2 separate regions of the Homo sapiens genome follow, and region 1 is linked to region 2. A link is an interaction called in ENCODE POLR2A ChIA-PET data of the cell type or tissue named here. Cell type or tissue: PC-9. All regions are shown on one strand. Each heading gives the region's core, and the rest is flanking DNA. Links, peaks and the distances in the headings are about the cores only.

Region 1 (12,119 bases), core at 1,836-9,835, 170 kb after region 2:
AATCCCCCCACTTTGCGAGGTCAAGGTGGGATCACTTGAGGCCAGGAGTTTGAGACCAGCATGGGCAACATAGTGGAGCCCCATCTCTACAAAAATTTTAAAATTGCCCAAAACCCAAGGTGGCGGCGTGGCCATCACTGGCCAGGATCACGGGCACAGTCCTGCGCTCTGTGGTGGCTCCTCACAGCCCTGCTCCAGACTCCCGTGCAGGCATCTAGTGGGACACGGCAAACTCAGGCTGCAAGGACATCCGGGCCCAGATGAGGAGAGTTTTCTGTGCTTCCCCTACGACAGCAACCTGCTGACTGAGAGATCCACCTCCAAAACCCCTCGGTGGTGTTCTTCTACATGGCCCGCCTGCAGGCAAGAAGTGATGGAATTTATGTTGTCATGGAAGTTAATGTTTCAACTCAAGAAGAGAAATAACCTATCGACATTATCTGATGACAAATTACAAGAGTGTTTCCCATCCCCACAGTATAAAAAGGTTATTTGCATAGGTGCAAAAGAAAATGGTTTGCCACTGGAGTACAAAAAGAAGTTAAAAGCTGTGGGACCAAATGACCGTACAGGAAAGGTCTCAGAAGAAATTGAAGACATCATCAAAAAGGAATCACGAACTCATTAGAACATAACAGAATATATCTAAGGATATTCCATGTACTAATGTAAAATACCATTTGAAAACAGGGATCTGGAGGATCTCCATGTTTGATCCATCTTCAACCGTGCTCTGAAGAAATATCGCACGTGGGTGATTCTTGTTTTCAGACTATAAAAATAAACTGGTTTAGGAGTTAAGCAATGTTATAAAAGAGGGTGATTACCTAGCACTTTGGGAGGCCGAGGTGGGCGGATCACTTGAGGTTAGCAGTTCGAGACCAGCCTGGCCAACATGGTGAAACTCCATCTCCACGAAAAATACAAAAATTAGCCAGGTGTGGTGGCACATGCCTGTAATCCCAGCTACTCAGGAGTCTGAGGCAGGAAAATCGCTTGAGGCAGAGGTTGCAGTGAGCCGAGATTGTACCACTGCACTCCAGCCTGTGCGACAGAGTGAGACTCTGTCTCAAAAACAAAAAACAAAAAAACAGAAACAAAAACAAAAAAAGAGGACGATGAGGCCCTGGAATGTGTGACAAATGCATGTGAGTACCCCTTCGGTAAACACTTGAAGCTATTATTCTCTTGAGTTGATCTTCAGTGTTTCCTTGTTCTGGCAAAGGATAGATTTGCAGCTTGCTTGATGATGATACTGATGGTGCTGGTAAATTGCTCTGCTCTGGGTTTTAAAAAAATCAGCTTAATGAGAGTAAGTAATCTGCAGACAATTGATAATAACATTTTGAAACTGGAAAGATGGTATACTGTTTTTAGAGGAATAAATCTATTTGTGGTTAAAAAAATAAATAAAATTAGCCAGGTGTGGTGGTGGCGTGCATCTGTACTCCCACATACTCAGGAGGCTAAGGTGGGAGGATGGCTTGAGCCCAGGAATTCAAAGCTGCAATGAACTATGAATGCACCACTGCATTCCAGCCTGAATGACAGACAGAGACTCTGTGTCTAAAAAAAACCCCAAAAGCCAAAACAAAATAAAAAAAATGTTTGTTGAATGCATAATAACTTTTGATACTTTCCCTCAAAATGCAAGTTAGGAAATGAAGACACAGAACATCCCTCCCTCTGTTTCTCCTGAGTGCATTCAGTGCATCCCCTCAGTCTATCCTGTGCATCTGATTTATTTGAGAGGCTCTGCTCTGGGTGGCCCCACTGAAGACAGAGCATTTACCCCACTCAGAGTTTTCAAAAAGTTTTCATATGCACTTTCCCATTTGATATTCACAACCTCCCTGTGAGGGCCCATGTATCTATCCCCATCTCATAGACATTCATTGGACCTTGCTGGGAACATAGCCAGGAACCAACAAATGTTAATTACTCTTATTTTTCATGTCTTCTTTCCCATGTCTTCAATTGCCAAGCTACATTAATTAAATTTTTGCCTGTGACACTTTGTGCAATGAAACAAAGGTTGTAAATATAAATCAATTAATATTTGTTAGACACTTACAGGCTTGCAATGCCCCAGCCACCATATAATAGATACCAATCAGTAAATAAATAAATAAATAAGGAAGAAAGGGCAGCTTTTGCTTATGGAAGAATTATAATTAATATGTGTAGAAGGAATGAGGAAAATAGAAAATCACTGAGAAAAGCACAGTAATAATTGTTGGACTCACCAATGAATTCTAAAAGTATTCAGCAAAAGTTTGAGGAAAAACAGGATATTTGCAGACTCAAGTGTGTTCCCCAAAATGTTTATTAATTACAAAGAGAAATATAGTAATTTCAGAGCAGACAAATCCAAGCAGATCAGGGAGACATGACTACAAAGTTTAGTTTACTTTATATAAAACAAATAGGTTAAAGAAATATCAGCAAACATTTTTGTCAGTTTTTCCCCAAATCAGATGTTTCACAGATGTGCCATCTGATTGTAGGGAGCACTTATAAGCCCCAAAAATATTGTACCAATGAGGTGAGTGATAATTCCCATTCTTACTGAATTTCTTCTTGCCTGCCGGCTGGCTTCTCTAAGGTTTAGCCAGTTTTTTATTTTATGCTGTGTAATTTCTCCTTTACATAGATTATATGGAAACATCTCCATACAGTGAAGAATCATAAATTCCTGTTTCAGTAAACTCCAAATTAATAACTTCTAAAGATTTTATTTACCTGACAATTGAATATAATTCAGCCTGATATTGACTTCATAAACATCATCATGGATAGTAGAGAAAACATGCTATCAGAGAAATTAAACTGTTTTCACAATCCTGGGTTTGAAGCTCACTGACCTGAGCAATTGCCTAGAAAATCTGAGATTCTAAATTTTAAATTTAATCAAATATTTTATGAAACCATAAGAACGCAAGAAAAAGGGGATACTGAGAAGCAAAAATCAAATGAAACAAAAAAAAGCAAATAGCAAAATAGCAGCAACTCAAACTATATTAATAATCACATCAAATATAAATGGACTAAATAGTCAAAAGGCAGAGATTATCAAACTAGTTATAAAAGTAAGAGCTAACTATATACTGTCTATTAGAGATGCAATTTAAGGTTAACCAACCCACATGGCTGAATGTCCTTACTTGGGAAAGAATATCCTAGAATGGCCACATCTTGGGAACTGAGGGACACATTATCAAAATTGAGCAGATTTCTGTAAAAGTAAAGGGATTCAAGGGAAGGGGACCTACACTTTACCTCTTGATGGGAGGAGAATCAAAAAATTTGTGGCCATTGAAAAAAACTGTTACAAGGGTAAAACTACCTATGTATACATTGGTTATGAGGATTAGAATTGAACGTAATGCATGTATTGGACACATGAACGAGAGGTTACTAGTATAATTATTATGGCTGTTAAAATAGTGAATGATTGGAATGCAGTCTGGTCAGGTTGTTTTTTTAGCTTTAACCATCAGAACTTCAATATCATGTGGCATCTCAGCAGGAGATGTTCAGTAGCTTATTGCCTTGGGTCAGGTGCCCCAGAAGCAGACTCTTAATTGCAGAGTTGAATGTAAGCGACTCATTAAGGACATGCTCACAGGAAGGCTGATGTGGAAGTAGGGATGGGCAAAGCAAATGTATGCTTTCAGGCAAAGTCCTGTGGCTCCAGCGTGATCCTACAGGGGAACTCAGGAGTGTGAGTTATGCCTCAGAGTTTCCCTGACTCCAAGCAAAGGAAGTGGGCTGTCACACGCCTGCATCCTTCAGACTTTGGCCATGAACTGCCCCAGATAGAGGATATAAACTCACAGGCACTTCTAGCAACCTGAGTGTGGAAAAAGTGGCTCCAGTAGCCCGAGAAAAGACTTCCAAGAAGAGTCTCTGGTGTGAGTCGTGGGGTGCATACTCAAGGGAGTACAGACAAAACAGTTAAAGGGATCTGCAAGGGTCTGGCCAGAGCCCTGGCAGTGTCTACTGCACTTATTAATATTTATTATGCTGAATAGACATTAGGTTGGAGACTCTCAGCTAACACCCAGCTTGCCTGCTACAGGGCAGGGTCTTCTTTCATGTTTGTTAGGAAAGAAATCTAACATCTTGACGGGCCACCATGTGTGAGGCCACACAATAAACAATTTAAAAAACACGACCTCATTCACTCTTTAGATGGCCTTAGGAAGAGAGTTTCATATCCTTCTTTGAAGGATGAAGAATGCTCTAGAGAGACTTAGGATCTTGCCCAACGTCAAGTAGATAATAAATGGCGAAGCTGAGATTTGTACGCATGTGTGTCTGGCTCCCTGGCTGTTTCCTGAGAACTTGCTTGGGAAATAGAAAACCTTTATGAAATCCTCAGAGACCCTGAAAATTGTCTTCTCAAAATAATTTTACAACAAACTACAGTGAACCTATGTCCATTGCTGCTGTGTTCATTTTCTAGAGCTGCCATAACAACAAACTGGGTGGCCGAAAACGATGGAAATTTGTTTTCTCACAGTTCTGGAGGCCAGGAGTCCAAAACCCAAGGTGTTGGCACAGCCGTGCTCCCTCTGAGGGTGCTAGGGAAGGAAATGCTCCAGGCCTCTCTCCCGGCTTCTGGAAGCCTTAGTCTTTCTGGGGCAGTAGCTGCTTCACGTGATCCTCTGTAATCACACAGCGTTCTCCCTGTGTCTCCACACCATTGCCCTCTGCATGTATGTTCAAATTTGCCTTTTTTACAAGGGTACCAGTGACCCCATCTTAACTTAGCTAAATCTGCAAAGATTCTATTTCCAAGTAAGCTCACAATCTGAGATACTAGAGATAGGATTTCAACATATGTTTTTTGAGGAATACAATTCAACCCATAGCAGCTGCCCACAAGAGACCATGTCTCTAAATAAATAAACAAAACAACAAAACAATGCTTTCTTTACAGAAATCTCTCTCAGTGGCTGGGAAGACAGTATACCAAAAGCCCAGGTTTAACTTGATTTGATGGGTGATCCTAGGAATTTTTGTTCTTTGTATGCAACTTCCTATTGGCTAATAGGACCCAAAAAAAATCCATTTCAGGGACTCAGAGGGTAGGCGGTGTCTGTGTATCAGCCTGGCCTTATGCCCCCTCGGAGCCCCAGGCTGACTCATGGCAGGGTTCTCTCAGCTCAGCCCTCGTGCTTTCTTTGTTTCTCTTGTTGTTGAGCACAGCCTGGTTTTCCTGCCGGCTCCCACAGAGAGTGTGCCCTGTCCCACATCTCTGACGAGCTGACAATACAGAGCTGCAGGCTGGAGCCCCTGAGGACTGAGAGTATACTGACCTCTAACTTCTTCACCCTTGTCTGCAAGAAAAGAAAGCCTCTGAGCTGCAGGGTGGCAGGTCCTGGCTGTGTCATGATTCTTGAATCACAGATGTTTTTCTTGGCTGAATGCCGGGGCCAAACTATCCAGGGAACACTGGTGGGGCAGGGAAAAAAAAGAAGAAAGCCCTAAGTTTGTTTTCTTTGCTGTCTTTTTCATCCAGATTTAAACAGTGTCAAGGCTAAGACTGAGCAGATCTAGGGACAAACAGCAACAACCACCATCTGGAAAATCAGCGGGCAAGGTGCTCTGGCTAGGCCAGCAGGCACAGCAGCCCTTCAGAGGTGGTGACATTTGACTCTCGGCATAATCCCCCGTGTCCTGCCATTCTTTTGCTTACCTTTCCCATTCTGGGGTCTGCACTAAGGTCTGGAATTGAGAGCTGCTATATAGGACCTGATGTTAGCAGGCGTGTGCCCCAACTGTTTTCTCCAGTATCCTAAAAGAAGAGAAACCCCAAGCCAGCTACATGGATAATTCTTCTCTGGCCAAGAAAGAAAAATGCTCGCATGGATTATGCATTTTCAGAAGGAACCGTGCATTCTCAGAAGGGTGTTTTTCCTTTGCCAAGCTCTGTGCTGGGTTTTTCCTGTGCTGGGCTCAGACAGTGTTTGGCACAGAGTAGTCATTCATTTCACAAGTATGTATTGAGCACGTGTGATGTATTGTTCTAGGTGTTACTTAAATGGACAAAAGAGTAAAATAAAACCATAGTATCTAAACTAATTACAGAGTTTCTAAATGTTGGTGACATAGAGGCCTGGGACATTATTTTAGCTCTGTCATGTAGAGATCAATAGTGATAATTTGTTTTGTTCATGATTAATTAGACAGCAATATCATTGATGCTTCTATTCCAGAGCTGAGGCACCTTATGGTGCCAGTAAGGAGGGAAATGCCAGGAAAAAAAGGGTGAGGACAGTCAAAGGGCACAGGAATCAACCTGAAAGAGCTCCTAATGGCCAAAGCTGAAGCAATTTAAGACTTAAAAAAAGTAATGTTGGATTATAACCATAGAATAAACATCCATGAGTCCATACTGATACCAGTAAGTTTTTAAAAATCAGTAAATAAATAAATAAGGAAGAAAGAGCAGCTTTTGCTTATGTGTAGAAGGAATGAGGAAAATAGAAAATCACTGAGAAAAGCACAATAATAATTGTTGGACTCACCAATGAATTCTAAAACTATTCAGCAAAAGTTTGAGGACAAACAGGATATTTGCAGACTCAAGTATGTCCCCCAAAATGTTTATTAATTACAAAGAGAAATATAGTAATTTCAGAGCAGGCAAATCCAAGAGACACCACCTTAACTAGGTGATCAAAGATACTGAGAAGTGACAGCGTGCTGGCAGCCCTCACAGCCCTCGCTCGCTCTGGGTGCCTCCTCGGCCTTGGCACCCACTCTGGCCCTGCTTGAGGAGCCCTTCAGCCCGCCACTGCACTGTGGGAGCCCCTTTCTGGGCTGGCCAAGGCCAGAGCTGGCTCCCTCAGCTTGCAGGGGAGTGTGGAGGGAGAGACGCGAGCTGGAACCAGGGCTGCGCACGGTGCTGGCGGGCCAGCTGGAGTTCCGGGTGGGCGTGGGCTTGGCGGGCCCCGCACTTGGAGCAGCCAGTCGGCGCTGCCGGCTCCGGGCAATGAGGGGCTTAGAACCCAGGCCAATGGCTGCGGAGGGTATGTTGGGTCCCCCAGCAGTGCCGGCCCACCGGCACTGCGCTCGATTTCTCACCGGGCCTTAGCTGCCTCCCTGCGGGGCAGGGCTCAGGACCTGCAGTCCACCATGCCTGAGCCTCCTCCTCCTCCGTGGGCTCCTGTGCGGCCTGAGCCTCCCCGACGAGCGTGGCCCCCCGCTCCACAGCGCCCAGTCCCATCGACCACCCAAGGGCTGAGGAGTGCAGGCGCACGGCGCGGGACTGGCAGGCAGCTCCACCTGCTGCCCTGGTGCTGGATCCACTGGGTGAAGCCAGCTGGGCTCCTGAGTCTGGTGGGGACTTGGAGAACTTTTATGTCTAGCCAAGGGATTGTAAATACACCAATGGGCACTCTGTATCTAGCTCAAGGTTTGTGAATGCACCAATCAGCACCCTGTGTCTAGCTCAGGGTTTGTGAATGCACCAATCAACACTCTGTATCTAGCTATTCGGGTGGGGACTTGGAGAACCTTTGTATGGACACTCTGTATCTAGCTAATCTAGTGGGGACGTGGAGAACCTTTGTGTCTAGCTCAGGGATTGTAAATGCACCAATCAGCACCCTGTCAAAACAGACCACTGGGCTCTCTGTAAAATGGACCAATCAGCAGGATGTGGGTAGGGCCAGATAAGAGAATAAAAGCAGGCTGCCAGAGCCAGCAGTGGCAACCTGCTCGGGTCTCCTTCCACGCTGTGGAAGCTTTGTTCTTTCGCTTTTCGCAAATCCTGCTGCTGCTGCTCACTCTTTGGGTCTGCACTACCTTTATGAGCTGTAACATACGCCGTGAAGGTCTGCAGCTTCACCCCTGAAGCCAGCGAGATCGCAAACCCACCGGGGGGAGCGAACAACTCCAGACGCGCGCCCTTAAGAGCTGTAACACTCACTGCGAAGGGCTGCAGCTTCACTCCTGAGCCAGCGAGACCACGAACCCACCAGAAGGAAGAAACTACGAACACATCCGAACATCAGAAGGAACAAACTCTGGACACGCCGCCTTTAAGAACTGTAGCACTCACCACGAGGGTCCGCGGCTTCATTCTTAAAGTCAGTGAGACCAAGAACCCACCAATTCCGGACACAATGCCATCACCAGTAAGAAGATACATCAACATGATGTTCCCTCAGTAGGATGCAGGGAGAAGGAACAATGCCACCTGTGGTTTCCTGCCCAAAATGAATAGACTCCATCTAACGCCGAGACACACCCACGTTGAGAGATATTCTACGAAATCAGTGACCAGTACTTTTCAACAGTGGCAAAGTCATGAATGACAAGGGAAGACTGAGGGACTGTCACAGGTTTTAGGAGATTAAGGAGACATGACATCTATATGTGATAGTGGGAAAACTGTTGAAGCCCAAATAAAGTCTGCAGCTATGTTAATAGTATAGTACCCATGTCCATTTAGAATTTTTTTTTTTTTTTTTTTTTTTTTTTTTGAGACTTGAGACTCTCTCCATCACCCAGGCTGGAGTGCAGTAGGGCGATCTCGGCTCAGTGCAAGCTCCGCCTCCCAGGTTCACGCCATTCTCCTTCCTTAGCACCCCCTTCCCTCTTCCCCACCCCCCCACCCCCGCCATCAACTGGGACTACAGGCACCCGCCACCACGCCCAGCTAATTTTTTGTGTTTTTAGTAGAGACGGGGTTTCACTGTGTTAGCCAGGATGGTCTCGATCTCCTGACCTTGTGATCCGCCCGCCTTGGCCTCCAAAAGTGCTGGGATTACAGGCGTGAGCCACCGCGCCCAGCCTAGAAAAAAATTTTTTATAGTAAATAATCAAACAAGAATGTACATTTCTTAATTTTAATGTGGTTATACCAGATGTTGATATTGGGGGTAAAGGAGAACTCTACTATCTGCAACTTTTCTGTGAGCCTAAAACTGTTCTTTTTAAAAGCAAGAATACATTTGACGCTCAGTGCAGTGTCTCACACCTGTAATCCCAGCAGTTTGGAAGGGCGAGGGAGGCAGATCACCTGAGGTCAGGAGCCTAGCCAACATTATGAAACCCTGTCTCTACTAAAAATATAAAAACCAGCTGGACATGGTGGCAGGCACCTGCAGTCCTAGCTACTCTGGAGACTGAGGCAGGAGAATCCCTTGAACCCAGGAGATGGAGGTTGCAGTGAGCCGAGATCACTGTGCACTCTGCACTTAACTTTTTCAGAACAAAATACTGTATAAGCCACACTACCCCATACAAAGAACTGTAATTATTTGTAATTCTTATGAACTAGGTATTCATTTGTACAAATCTGGAAAGCCAGTGGGCGACAGAGTGAGACTCCGTCTCAAAAAAAACAAACAAAAAAAGGATACATTTGAAATCAGGTCTATTTTAGATTCCATAGAAAAAGATTTACTTTTAAAGATTCAGAATGGCCGGGTGTGGTGGCTCACACCTGTAATCCCAGCACTTTGGGAGGCCGAGGCAGCCAGATCATGAGGTCAGGAGATCGAGACCATCCTAGCTAACACGGTGAAACCTCGTCTCTACTAAAAGTACAAAAAATTAGCCAGGTGTGGTGGCGGGCGCCTGTAGTCCCAGCTACTCGGGAGACTGAGGCAGGAGAATGGCGTGAACCCAGGAGGCGGAGGTTGCAGTGAGCGGAGGTTGCAGTGAGCCAAGATTGTGCCACTGCACTCCAGCCTGGGCAACAGAGCAAGACTCCCTCTCAAAAAAAAAAAAAAAAAGATTCAGAATGGGCTGGGCGTGGTGGCTCACGCCTGTAATCCCAGCACTTTGGGAGGCCGAGGTGGCAGATCACCTGAGGACCAGCCTGGCTAACATGGTGAAACCCTGTCTCTACTAAAAATACAAAAATTAGCCAGGCATGGCGGCACCCACCTGTAATCTCAGCTACTCAGAAGGCTGAGGCAGGATAATCACTTGAACCTGGGAGGCGGACGTTGCAGTGAGCGGAGATCATGCCATTGCACTCCGGCCTGGGCGACAGAGAGAGACTCCGTCTCAGGAAAAAAAATAAAAAACAAAGATTCAGAATGATCTGGTTTTATAAAGCATGTGTTTATCATGAACTTGGTGTATTTAAGAGCGTAAACCCGTGTGTCTGTGAAAGGCTAAACCGGCTGTCAAGGTAACTGAGCCTTTGTTCTTGCTTTGCCCCTTTCTGACTCAGCATTACCAGGTCATCTTGGCTTTCCAGATTTGTACAAATGAATACCTAGTTCATAAGTATTACAAATGATTACAATTCTTTGTATGGGGGTAATGTGGCTTATACAGTATTTTGTTCTGAAAAACAAAGTAATACAAAAACTAGTCAGTGGTGTGAATTTTGTTTACCTGAAATCAGATGTCATGTTGATCACGTAACTTCTTCTGGCCTAACATTGACGCATTGATATCCTCAGACCAGGTCCAGAGAGGCCACTTCCCATAATACCAGGCTTTCATTACTGGCACCAAATTGGTGGGGAGAAAAAAGAAAGAAGGGATTTCTTTCTACTAAATAAACTCTTAGGACCTTCTGAGAGAAAGGATCAAATCTCAGGTAACCAGAAAGGTCACTGTGATTATGAAAATCATAGCAACCAATGGTTAAGCAGAAATGTAGATGACGCCATTTCTATTGTATCCATGTAACTACTGAGAAGAGTTAAATATTTCCTACTTCTACTGTCTGTGTACTTCTCAAAGAAACCTTTTTTTCAGTTGTTTTTTTTTTTTTTTTGGAGACTGAGTCTTGCTCCGTCGCCCAGGCTGGAGTGCAGTGACACAATCTTGGCTCACTGCAACCTCTGCCTCTCGGGTTCAAGCGATTCTCCCTGCTTCAGCCTCCCGAGTAGCTGGGACTACAAGTGCGTGCCACCGTGCCCGGCCTTTTAGTCTTTTTTAAAAAAAAATTTTGTATTTCCATAGTTTTTTTGGGGGGGAACAGGTGGTGTTTGGTTCCATGAGTAAGTTCTTTCGTGGTGATTTCTGAGATTTTGGTGCACCCACCACCCGAGCAGTGTACACGGAACCCAATTTGTAGACTTTTATCCCTCACCCCCTTCCCACCCTTTCCCCCTGGAGTCCCCACTGTCTATTGTATCATTATTATGCATTTGCGTCCTCATAGCTTAGCTCCCACTTACGAGTGAGAACATACGATGTTTGGTTTTTCCATTCCTGAGTTACTTCACTTAGAATCATAGTCTCCAATCCCATCAAAGTTGCTGGGAATGCCATTAATTCATTCCTTTTTATGGCTGAGTAGTATTCCATCACATATATATACCACAGTTCAAATAAACCTTTATTTTTAAGAATGCTGTATTTCTGGCCAGGCACAGTGACTCACGCCTGTAATCCCAGCACTTTGGGAAGCCAAGGCGGATGGATCACAAGGTCAAGAGTTCAAGACCATCCTAGCCAACATGGTGAAACCCCATCTCTACTAAAAATACAAAAATTAGCCAGGAGTGGTGGCATGTGCCTGTAGTCCTAGCTATTAGGGAAGCTGAGGCAGGAGAATCACTTGAACCCGGGAGGCGGAGGTTGCAGTGATCTGAGATTGCACCACTGCACTCCAGCCTGGGTGACAGAGCGAGACTCTGTCTCAAAAAAAAAAAATTGCTGTATTTCTTAACCAGGCACAGTGGCTCATGTTTGTAATCCTAGCACTTTGGGAGGCCGAGGCAGGCAGATCACTTGAGGCCAGGAGTTCAAGACCAACCTGGCCAACATGGTGAAACCCTGTCTCTACTAAAAATACAAAAATTAGCTGGGCGTCGTGGTACATGCTTGGAATCCCAGCTACTTGGAAGGCTGAGGCATGAGAATCACTTGAACGCAAGAGGTGGAGGTTGCAGTGAGCCAAGATCATGCTACTGCACTCCAGCCTGGGTGATGGAGTGACACTCTGTCTCAAAAAGAAAAAAAAGAAAAATGCTGTATTTTTAACAACATGTGCTATGTGTTCTTTCTTGGTCTATGAATAATAACCCTTATTGTGTAGGGAAAATGTGGCTGCAGCCAGGGTCACCATCGACACTTGTGCATACTGTGCACTACAAAATGCACCCAGCTGAGGGACAAGTAGGGGCTGACAT
Region 2 (12,119 bases), core at 2,602-10,601:
TCGCTAGTAGGACTGAAGAACTTAACTGTTATTTTGAGACAGGGTCTCGCTCTGTTGTCCAGGCTGGAGTGCAGTGGTGCAATCTTGGCTCACTGCAATCTCCACCTCCTGGGTTCAAGCGATTCTCCTGCCTCAGCATCCTGAGTAGCCTGAATTACAGGTGCATGCCACCAAGCCCTACTAATTTTTTTTGTATTTTTTTTTAATAGAGTCGGGGTTTCAACATGTTGGCCAGGCTGGTCTTGAACTCCTGACCTCAGGTGATCCGCCCGCCTCGGCCTCCCAAAGTGCTGGGATTACAGGCATGAGCTATGGCGCCTGGTCTAATTGTTAATTCTTAATTGACTATGGCTGTGATAGTCACATGTGATACTGGATGCTGCAGCTGCAGATCCAACTATCCGTTTAGAGAAAACCTAGGGGACTGAGAAACATTAGGCACATGGTGATGCGCTCAGCAAAATCCAGACTGTTGGGGACTCTACAAAACAAATCACCCATTTCTTCAACAATTAACTTGATGGAGGGAAAATGTATGAAATTAAAAGAGGCTCAAAAGACATGCCAATCAATTACAATGTGTGGACATTATGTGGACCTGATTAAGCAAACTGGAGGGGAAAAGTATTAATTTATGAGACAATTAGTAATGTGAACACAATTGGTAATGTGGGTGTGATCATGAATTTTGGTCTTTATCCACTAAACGCACATTCTGAACTATTTATGGTTGAAATGGTATGATGTCCTAGATTTGCTTCAGAATCATGCATGGGGCAAGGGGTGGGAGTGTGGCTGGGCAGGACTGGCCATGGGTTAATGGTTGTTGGGGCTGGGTGGCAGATACGTATGACTATGCCTTTGAGATTGTAAATAATACAAAGTGATGGGGGTATGGGGACTACTCCGTAGACACACATCTGCACCACTACAAGACTCGATAGAGAGCCGGGTAAAAGGCCAAGCATACTTTTGAAAGAATCTAAACTTAATTTATTTTGAAGAACCCATGGGAGAGGACAAAAAGAAAGAACAGAATAGGAAAGGGTGAGAGGACAAATTCACTTGGTACTCCATACTTGGACCTGGGTCCTACCAGCCAGAGAATCACGTATGAATACTATCAGCCAACTTCAGAGTTACTTACTTTCTAATAAGCCTCCAAAGGACAATGGTGATTAGTATTTCCTGGGTTTCTCTACCCCGCAGCTGAAGACCTGCAGATGGATCCAGCACAAAAGGGACCTGCCATGCACACTCTCTGGAATGTACATCATCTTCTCACCCTTATTTGTTTGGCAAATTACAGAATTCTCAGTAGTAAAGAGACAATTTCACAATCTGCCCTGAGGCACACCGTCAAAAGGCAGGTAGGCTGGGAAGGGCCAGCCACATTTCCTAATCTGCACCTCGGACTCCTTTTCCAGATCCACCCATCAACACGATCAAGTTAGTGAATCCCATGTCCTTACAGCCAACAAAATGTTGGGCATTAAAACTTGCTGTATGTCACTGTCAGCTAACTTCCTCTTGGGCAGTTTACACATGCACAGAAAGCTAAACACTTTACACCCACTATCTCATTTAATCTATGCAACTCTTCTAGGAGGCTGATTCTTTGAGTCCTCCACTTTACAGATCAAGGAACTGAGGCTCAGAAGAGATAATGATCCATGAACACAGCCGTTAAGAGGGACCCAAATGGCAGGGCGCGGTGGCTCACACCTGTAATCCCAGCACTTTGGGAGGCCAAGGTGGGCAGATCACCTGAGGTCAGGAGTTCAAGACCAGCCTGGACAACATGGCGAAACTTCGTCTCTATTAAAAATACAAAAATCAGCCAGGCTTTGTGGTAGGTGCCTGTAATCCCAGCTACTTGGGAGGCTGAGGCAGGAGAATCACTTGAACCTGGGAGGCAGAGTTTGCAGTGAGCTGAGATTGCGCAACTGTACTCCAGCTCCAGGCGACAGAGAGAGACTCTGTCTCAAAAAAAAAAAAAAAAAAGAGGAACCCGATTGAGGTTTTCCTTCTTACATCATCCAGAGCTTCTCCTCTGCCCAGCAGGAGCACCCATATTTCTTGGCTTGGCCCCTTCACCATCTCACCCTGTCCTGGTTACATTTCCAGCTCTTTACCGCCAACTCTCTCCCTGACCCCAGCAAGCCCTGTTTCCTATCTTCAGCCACCAGAGCTTCATCCTTTCTATGCTCCAGCTGCGGGACTCAGCCCACACTGCCCTCAGGCCCACCCGCCTCCCTTCTCCCCAGCCTTCAAATCCACATCAGGACACTTTCCCCACTCAAATCGGTCACGTCTTTGTTTGGAATTCTGGTTTCACATTCACTGTCCTGCAGCAGAGTTAATAATGTTTGTGTCTCCCTATTAACCTGAATACTATCTATGGTTATTGGGCACATACCATGTTCTACCCTCCACTCATTTATCCTCACGATGCTATCAAGTAGGTATCATTATCATCTTACAGATAAGGAAACCGAGGCTCAGAGGGGTGAGCCACTTGCTCAAGGTCCACAGCTAAGAAGTGACAAAGCCAGAGCTTATATGATTAACCGCTACTGCCAGATGATTCTGGAAGGAACACCAGGGTGGGAGCATTTTTACCTCCTGCTGCCTTGCACACCCCAGGTGTTAGACGGGCAGAGTGTTGCTTCTCTGTGCCAGGCAATAGCTCAAACCTGCCCTTCTTGTGGTCCTGGGAGCCCACTGCCTAAGAAACTAATTCTTGGCTGGATGCGGTGGCTCACGCCTGTAATCCCAGCACTTTGGGAGGCTGAGGCAGGCGGATCACCTGAGGTCGGGAGTTCAAGACCAGGCTGACCAACATGGAGAAACCCTGTCTCTACTAAAATTACAAAATTAGCCGGCGATGGTGGCGTATGCCTGTAATCCCAGCTGCTCGGAAGGCTGAGGCAGGAGAATCACTTGAACCCGGGAGGCAGAGGTTGCAGTGAGCTAAGATCCAGCCATTGCACTCAGCTAAGATCCAGCCATTGCACTCCAGCCTGGGCAACAACAGCGAAACTCCATCTCAAAAAAAAAAAAAAAAGAAAGAAAAGAAAAGAAAAGAAAAGAAACTAATTCTTAGAGAAATTGTGAGTTCAGCATGCCTTGGAAAGAACTTTATAATTATACAACGTGCTAAGTCACAGGCAATTTGGTCAGTCATTTGAAAACTGCCAATGCCATGGCTGATAATAATTCTGGAGGCTTGGAGCATATTAACACCAAAATGTTTCCTTTTTGGGGGTAGAGGCAGAAAGAGGGAACCTAAACATCCCCAGTAAATAAAAATTCCCCTGGAAACTATGGAAAGAAGACTCTTAACGGTTCAGGAGTGAACTGTGCCTCCCGCCCCCCTTCCCCCAGCACACAGGCAACTAATCTAGGAAATAAGATTGGTTTACGTCTTCCTTTAATCCAGGATTCCAACGGCCCTGTGTGCCTGAGGCAGAAGAGTTTGCCTAAAATATTTGTTAAGAGACTGGATGAGAATCTGTCACTTTCTCTCCAGGGGAATCTGGGCAATTGGGGGACAGAGGGGCAAACTAGCTGCAGAGGCTCCCAAAACAACGTTGCAATTGTCCTTCCAGCCTGGTGATAAATATGCAAGTGGGGCACTTTGTAGAATCTCCCGAAGGGCAGAGCTACCAGCCTCAGGCAAATTTTTCCCTCCCACTTAACCCCACCTGGCCCGGAAGAGCCTCAGGCCAGCTGACTTTGAACCTCACCCTCACACTTACCGCTAAGCTGCCGGCCCGCACGGTTTCGGCAGCTTCTTCTTTAAAGAGGTCTTTCCTTTGGATCCCAGCTGAAGCCTCAAACCTCAGTTCAAAACCAAATGCGCCTCAGCCCACCCCGGAGTCAAACCCTGGGAATACGCAATGTGCATAGGGGACCTCTCCCAGGAAAATGAGGGGTCCTTTCTCAATCCACAGCAAAGCCCAGGCTCTCCCTCCCCACCGCCCTCTACTCCCGGTCTGGGTGGCAGGAGGGCACCGGAGAGCCCTGGAATTACCACCTGCACCGGGGGTCTAGGGGGTGCACAGTGTAGCACTGCGGCCCACCAGGCTAGAAAGAGGGGCCAAGTGATCATAAACCACCACCTCCTAGCTCCAGCTGGCTGAGTCAGTGGAATGGGATTCCTAAACCTTGGTGGGTAGCGGATACCTTTGAGCAGACCATCATGGAAGTTCTGCCCGAAAGCGCAGGTGGGCGTCCAGAATGTTCGAGGGGGCCCCGAGGCGCGACCATAGATGGGAGGAAACACTCCAATCCACTGGGGTAGGGGCGCTCGAGAAATCTGTAGTTGAACCCTTTTACCCATCAATTTAATTCAAGATTGGAAAGATGACAGATCTAAAGTGCCGTGCACAAGCCTCCTGTCTGACAGACACTGGGAACCGGTTCATGTTGGGAGAGGCCCACTATGTGTCAAGCTGCCGCCCAGGTCCAGAACATAAGCATGGGGGGTGAACTCTCAGAATCGCGGCGCCAGGAACTGCGTCCCAGAGGGTGGAATTTCTGAGAGCGCTGAGGCTTCCTTTCCAACCTCAGGAACTCCGACGGCCTTGGTTATTCTACAGGCCTAGCGCACAGAACGGGCTGCTGGCGGAAGGCAGTGATGCCTGTGCCTTTTCGGCAGTTCCAGAGGCAGCACTCGGCATCAGGCGGGGCCACCGGGAGGACGGAGCCCACTCCGGGAACCGGCCGCCCCTGCGCAGCAGCTACCCTGCGGGCGGGAGGACGCGCCGAGGCGCCCTGGCCGCCGCCCAGGGGCAGGTGCAGGAGCGGCGCGGCGGGCGCGCTCGGGGCGCGGGTGCCGGGTTGCGCAGGCGGGCGCGGCAGGGAGGGGCGCCGGCCTCGGGAGCCCGACGCCAGGGCGTGGTGCAGGTGGCGGCGGGGGCAGAGTCGACACAGTACCTTGATTTTCGATCTGGCGACCGGGCGCTGCTTGGTCGCCAGGTGTCCATCGGGGCCCTCGGCGTCGCCGGGCTCGGGGGTTTCGCTCTCGGGGGCGTGCGGGGACGAGCTGCTCTCTGCTCCTCCAGGCTCCCCCGCGCTGCTGCTGCCGCTGCCGCTGCTGCTGCCGCCGTCGCTGCGGCAGTCCTCGGGGGGGTCGTGGAGCAGGCGGCCTAGGCCCACTGTGGAGGGAGGGGCCGCGCCCCGACACACACACTCGGCGTCAACCCGCACGCCCGCGGCAGTTTGACCTGCGGGCGGTGCTGCCGCCGCCCCGCCCCGGACCTGGGCACCTCGCCAAGTGGGCAACGTCGCGGGGGAGGCCAGTAAGCCCCGAATCGGCCCACAGAGCTAGCTTGGGGTGCTCGGAGCCTCTTTCCGGTCCCAGCCAAGGCGCCCACGAGGAACCGGGCGGCCACGAGCGGCGGAGGACCCCGCGCGCCAAGTTTCCTCTCAGGGCGGGGGAGGCGGATCTGACCTCTCCCCAGCTAGCCCCAGAAGGGTTGGCGAGCCTTTGTGCACCCCCATGAGGACGTGAGATTGGGGGTAGCCTCTGCTGGCTTTCAATCCCTTTCCTGGGCCACCTTGGCCCGCGCTGCAGCCAACGGTCCCGCCGCCGGGCAATTAGAGGCTCCCACTACGGGGAAGGGGGCGCCTAGAGTCTGGGGCATCCCAGTCCCTCATTGCCTGCCCTAACCCGCCTAGAAGACCCCCGCGTGCCCCCCGGAAGAGGGGGATGAGGTGGGGAGCCCGCCCCTGCCGATGAGCAGAGAAGACCCGCCACCCCTTCCCCCACCCCGGGAGCCCAGCGCCCAGGCCCGGCCCCCGCGCGCGCTCACCTGGGATGTAGGTGTCTGCCCTTTTCTCATCCGGGAGCTCATCCCAGCTGCGGACCGAGACCCCCAGGCTCCTCCTCTTCACCAGGAAGACTTTGGGCATGGTGGGGTCCCCTCTCCCGACTGCGGCCCCCTCCTCCCGGCTGCTCCCCGCTAGGGGCAACGGCGGCGGCTCCGTCCCCGGCTCCCGGCGGCCAGAGCCCACCTTCCCGCCTCGCCTGCCCTCTTCCTCCACCCCCCGCCGCGGCGCGGCCCAGGCCTCTCCCCCGCACGCCTGGCGACTCCCAGCCTCCCGGCTCGGCGACACCTATGCCTTAAATCGCGAGTGAGACCACGCCGGGGAAAAAGTTTCATAAGGTGGAATAGAAAAGGCACCAGGAAACTTGGGACTGAGCATGCGCCCTGCAACATAACGGTGTCAACAAGCTCGCTACCTGTCCGACCGGTTCCGGCGGCCGGGGCTGCCTGTTCCAGCCCTTCCTTAGGCATGAATGTTTGCAAAAGAATTTAAAGTCTGTTCTTCCCCCTCCTCTTTTTAAGAAAGGAAGAACATTTTTTAATCAACCCCCGCCCCATTCCCCCATCACCTGCACCTCGAGGCGAGCTCTTCGAGGTAAACCCCAGGTTCGCCTCCCAGGGCACCCCTCCGGTGAGTTGGGGCCTCCCACGAGTTGCCCCCCTCCCCCGCCCGGTGGATTTGTCTTCGACGAGCCAGAAAATGGCTCAGTTCCCCTGGACCTTGTGGAGCCTTCCTGGGGCTTGATGAAATCTGGGCGGTCAGAAGGGGGAGGCGGCGGGAGACTTCCAAGGATTCTGATTATTAATAATGGGGGGTGGGGGCTTAGGGGCTTAAGCTTTCCATCAGCTACAACACCCCCCCCCCATAAGCAGTAAAAATAAATTTAAAAATTCGGCATCTTTAGACCACGTTATTTTTCTGACTAGTATCATACAATCTAAGAAAAACAAGCCTTGCCCCGCCAAAGCAGCTTCTCCTCACAAGACGTTGCACCCCCCGAGAGCCCCCTCACCCCAAGTAAACACACAATAGAAACAAAAGCCAGGAGCATATTATGCAAATGCAGCTTCAAAACAAGCCCCCAATCCTCGCCCACTCCCACCGTTGCCTCTCCTAACCACCCGATCCCCAAATTCTGAGACTGGGAAATACCTTTCCAGGAAGCTAGCATAGTGAACATTGGCTACATCTTCTAGCCGCCCCTACCGGGGAGGTAGGAAAGCTTTGCATTTATTATTATATCTGTTTGTTCCTATCAACCTTTATGCCTGGAGGGGAGAGGGAGAGAAGGAGGGGGAGTTGGTAAAATATGCCAAGTTTGTAAAGCAGTTGTGCTCACGTTGCGGGGCGCGCTGCCCTTCCCAAGGCCTTGTTCGGGTGCGCCCAGGACAACCGGCACAGCCTCTTGTGTCGCTGCGGTCGCCCTCCTCCAGGAGGTCGTCAGACGTGTGCCAGCTGCCGGGTGCTGCGGGGGCGCGTCTGGTCAGGGATGCCCTGGAGCCCAAGGCTCACCCAACAGCCAGCCTCACCTGTCTGTAACCTGACCCTCCGCGCTCCCAGCCTACAGGGCCCGGGAATCAACACAGCGGTTTTCCCTGTTCCCTTCCGCCCTGAATGGCCCTTGGGGACACAACCGCCTGGTAACGGATTTCTCGGCGCTACTGGCGGACTCGCGCGGCGCAGGGAGCCGGGGCGCAGCTCTGCCGGGGCTGCGGGCGGGACCGGTGCGCGGCGCCTCTAGGTCTGCCCTCAAGGAGTCACCCTCTCTGGACTGAACTCTGAACTCCAGCTTTTCTCTAAGAAAAACCAGCTAAGAACGAAAAAGACTTTGATCCCGGTGAGCCGGAGGAGGAGGAGGAGGAGGAGGAGGAGGAGGAGGAAGACATTTCTGTAGCGGTGCAGGAAAACAAGGCTTCTTGTCTATGAGGCTGATGGGGCAGCTTCCGGGAGACTCTGCAGATGTATTTTTATCCACCAACAAACGGGATTTGCTAGAAAGAAGGAGCTTGGGTGAATGGAAGAGTAAAAATGAAGTACAACTATGAAGTTACAGAATTATTCCCAGTCTTTAAAAATCTTCAAAACTTCACTTCGTTCAGAACTTCCAATTATACAGAAGAGGCTGTCAACTCCATTAACAAAGCTTTTTTTTCCTTTCACTGGATTTCAAACCAGTGAGTGTCTTGACTACTTTGCCTATTTGTATTATTTTAAAAGATTATAGGATGATGAGGTATAAGGCTAGAAACCTCCAAAGCAATGCAACCTTTATAGGTTTGGGGATGAAGACTTAACAGGATAACAACCTTTTTATTCTATGGTCGTTGGATGCACACCTACTATATTTGCTGGGTGCTTCCTGAGGAGAAAGGAATTTAATGTGTTTTATTTCTCTCTTTTTTCTTGATCAGATGTGATAGGGGTCTATCAAAATTATTAACATGTACAAAGAACCAGCTTTTATCTTGGTTGACTTGCCTCCATTGTAAGGTCGGTTTTCTAAGTATTATGAGAGGAGTTGATAGAGTATCCCAGAAAGCAGGATAAGAAGTGAACCCAATTCTCCTTTTCTTGCACTACTATTATATGCTTATACACTGTTGGTGAGAATGCAAATTAATTCAGCCCCTGTGGAAAGCAGTTTGGAGATTTCTCAAAGAACTAAGAATAGAATTACCACTGGACCCACCAATCCAATTACTGGATATACAACCAAAGGAAAACAAATCGCTTTACCAATAAACACTTGTGTGTTTATTGCAGCACTATTCACAGTAGGAAAGACATAGTATCAACCCAGGTGCCCATCGATGGTGGACTCAATAAAGAAAATATGGTACATATACACCATGGAATACTATGCTGCCACAAAAAAGAATGAAATCACATATTTGCAGCAACATGGATGCAACTGGAGGCCATTATCTGGGCAAATTAACTCAGAAACAGAAAATCTAATACTGTAGGTTCTCAATTAGAAGTGGGAGCTAAACATTGGGTACACACAGATTCAAAGATGGGAACAGTTAACACAGGGGATTTCAAAAGTGGGGAGGGAGAGAGGGGGAAAGCCTTGAGAAACTACCTATCAGGTACTATGTTCACTATTTGTTTTTATTTTCATTTTATTTTTGAGACAGAGTTTCCCTCTGTCCCCAGGCTGGAGTGCAATGGTGAGATCTCAGCTCACTGCAACATCTGCCTCCTGGGCTCAAGCAATTCCCGTGCCTCAGTCTCCCAAGTAGCCAGGACTATGGGCATGCACCACCACACCTGGCTAATTTTTGTATTTTTGGTAGAGACAGGGTTTCACCATGTTAGCCAGGCTGGCCTCGAACTCCCGAGCTCAAGTGATCCGCCCCCCTCGCCCTCCCAAAGTGTTGGGATTATAGACATGAGCCACCACAACCGGCCTGTGTTCACTATTTGGGAGATAGGATCATTGGAAGCCCACACTTCAGCATCATGCAATTTACCCATGTAACAAACCTGCACATGTACCCCCGAATCTAAAATTAAAAAAGAAAAGAAAAAGTAAATAATGCTTTAAAGCTTTTTCACATTATTTCCTAAATACCTTTATTTACATTCATTTGGCAATATTATTTGTCCCATTTTTTAAGAAGGAGGGAAAATAGGCTATGAGAAACTAAGTACCATTCAAGTTCTGCTGGGCGCTGTGGCTCACGTCTGTAATCCTGGCACTTTGGGAGGCCAAGGCAGGCAGATCACCTGAGGTCAGGAGTTCCAGACCAGCCTGGCCAACATGGTGAAACCCCATCTCTACTAAAAATACAAAAATTTGCTGGGCATGGTGGTGCACACCTGTAATCCCAGCTACTCGGGAGGCTGAGGCAGAAGAATCACTTATACCTAGGAAGTGGAGGTTGCAGTGAGCCAAGATTGCCCCACTACACCCCAGCCTGGGTGACGGAGCAAGACTCTGTCTAAAAAAAGTCTCGCTGTGTTGCCCAGGCTGGAGTGCAATGGCGAGATCTCAGCTCACTGCAACCTCTGCCTCCTGGATTCAAGTGATTCTCCTGCCTCAGCCTCCTGAGTAGATGGGATTACAGGCGCCTGACACCACACCTGGCTAATTTTTGTATTTTTAGTAGAGATGGGGTTTCACCATGTTGGCCAGGCTGGTCTCGAACTCCTACCTTATGATCCACCCGCCTCAGCGTCCCGAAGTGCTGGGATTACAGGTGTGAGTCACTGTTCCCAGCCCAATTATTCTTCATATGCACATCCTCATATCTCATTTGCAACAAAGTCAGTTTAACTTATTTATTAAATAACAAACGATCTGCATAAGTTAAAAATATATAAAAGTAGACATTTATATCTGAGCCTCTTATTACATTAAGTACAAAATATACTTTTGATTGTCTTGTCAAACTGTAGAGATGTGTTGCTGAGATAGTGCAGGTACGTTTGGTAGAGTTGAGTGAATTCTGGGTGTAGCTACTGGCCTTGAAATAGATTCATTTCCATTCCTTCCACCTGGGATCGTGGCCTCTGCCTTATTTGGACGGAGCCCTCAGTATGAAAGCAATTTATCTGGCTCATATTACACAATGTGTTAAATACCTTGTTACCTCTTTAAATATAGACATTTTGGTCATAGTCAAAGTTGAATACTCAGAACTTAAAAACACACACAAGATGTTAATAAAAACAATTTCAATTTTAAAAAAAGAAGAAATGAATCCAATTCTTTACAAATCTCAAGACTGAAGTTGGAAGAGACAGGAGACATAATGTGGTCCATACCCCGCCCAATATTGGGGGTGAGGGGTCTGTACAGCATCCTTGGTAGGTATGTATCTAGCCCTGCTTGAATACTTCTAGTGTTGGGAAGCTCACTGTCTCAAAAAGCAACCTATTCTCTGGTTAGACAACAATGATGCTAGAAAGCTTTTCTTTCTGCTTGTGGAAATCTGCTTTCCTGCCCTTCCATCTCCCCTTTTATTCTGTCATCCAGGGCTGCTGAGACTCCCCCTGTACTCCCTCCCCCTGGTAGCTCTTCAAATTCTTGAAAGCAGCCATCTGCACCCTCACTTAAGACTTCTTTTCTCCAGTAATATATATTCAGGTTGAAAGGAGGCAGGTACAAACCTGCTCAGTGGCATCCCTGGAGCACACAGCAATAAGGAGAGGGTAAGATGTTGTTGAGAAAATATTCCTAAGGAAACTTTATTTAAACTTTTTTTTTTTTTAGACAGAGTTTCGCTCTTGTTCCCCAGGCTGGAGTACAATGGCACGATCTCGGCTCACTGCAACCTCCGCCACCCAATTTCAAGCGATTCTCCTGCCTCAGCCTCCCGAGTAGCTGGAATTACAGGCATGCACCACCATGCCCGGCTAATTTTTTGTATTTTTAGTAAAGACGGGGTTTCTCCATGTTGGTCAGGCTGATCTTGAACTCCCTACCTTAGATGATCCGCCCACCTCGGCCTCCCAAAGTGCTGGGATTACAAGCGTGAGCCACCGCGCCTCCCACCTAAACTTTTAATTGAAGTATAGTACAGTATTAGGAAAATGATATATTTTTACCCACTGAACTCACTAGTGGAAAAAGCACCCAAGTACAAGCCAAGGGTGCCTGCTCTCACCACCCCACTCACATTAGATTGCTTCCTTGCAGGTACAGCAAGGCAAAAAAGAAGAAATAAGAGTATAAGGATTATAAGGGAAAACAACAAAACTACTATTGTTTGTAGTCAGCATCACTGTCTACGGAAAACCCAAAAGAATCTATAGATAAATTATTAGAATTAATAAGAGACTTTAGCAAGATTGCAGTGTAGAAAATCTGAGTGTGGGCTGGGCACAGTGGCTCATGCCTGTAATTCCAGCACTTTGGGAGGCCAAGGTGGGCAATCACAAGGTCAAGAGATTGAGACCATCCAGGCCAACACGGTGAAACCCCGTCTCTACTAAAAAATACAAAAATTAGCTGGGCATGGTGGCGCATGCCTGTAGTCCCAGCTACTCGGGAGGCTGAGGCAGGAGAATCACTCGAACCCAGGAGGTGGAGGTTGCAGTGAGCCGAGATCGCACCACTGCACTCCAGTCTGGCGATAGAGCGAGACTCGGTCTCAGAAAAAAAAAAAGAATCTGAGTGTGTAAGGTTTCAGTGTCAATTAAATTTCTACATGCCAGCAACTGTCAGAAAAATAAAAAGTCTAATGAAAAATGATTTAAAACACAACAAAAATACAAAGTCCCTTGCAATTGATTTTTTGAAAATATTGTGCAAGCTCTTTGTATATAAAATTAGA

The links. Peaks named below come from ENCODE experiments on the same cell type or tissue, not always from the same donor. Only the 100,000 strongest peaks of a DNase experiment are listed, where the experiment ranks them.
Region 1: POLR2A ChIA-PET joins it to region 2 with 17 read pairs; 3 of 35 experiments call an interaction of 5 or more read pairs at or near these places.

Annotation. Positions count from the first base shown.
Region 1 is chr20:18,219,886-18,232,004 of GRCh38, forward strand. It overlaps the pseudogene GGCTP2. Among named protein-coding and RNA genes, the nearest start is that of ZNF133, 63 kb to the right of the region's middle. RefSeq lists an enhancer at 5,426-5,925. In PC-9, for the core only: no CTCF peak of the experiment used is centred there; DNase peaks (open chromatin) are centred at 3,586 and 5,226; H3K4me3 peaks cover 883 bases; H3K27ac peaks cover 2,459 bases.
Region 2 is chr20:18,051,716-18,063,834 of GRCh38, forward strand. OVOL2 (ovo like zinc finger 2) reads right to left here and starts at 6,201. Exons shown (of 4, transcript NM_021220.4): 1 at 5,820-6,201; 2 at 4,942-5,162. The coding sequence starts at 5,919. RefSeq lists enhancers at 1,778-2,278, 4,606-5,393 and a silencer at 4,795-4,884. In PC-9, for the core only: CTCF peaks have their summits at 7,221, 7,425 and 7,625; DNase peaks (open chromatin) are centred at 6,256 and 7,376; H3K4me3 peaks cover 3,850 bases; H3K27ac peaks cover 1,355 bases.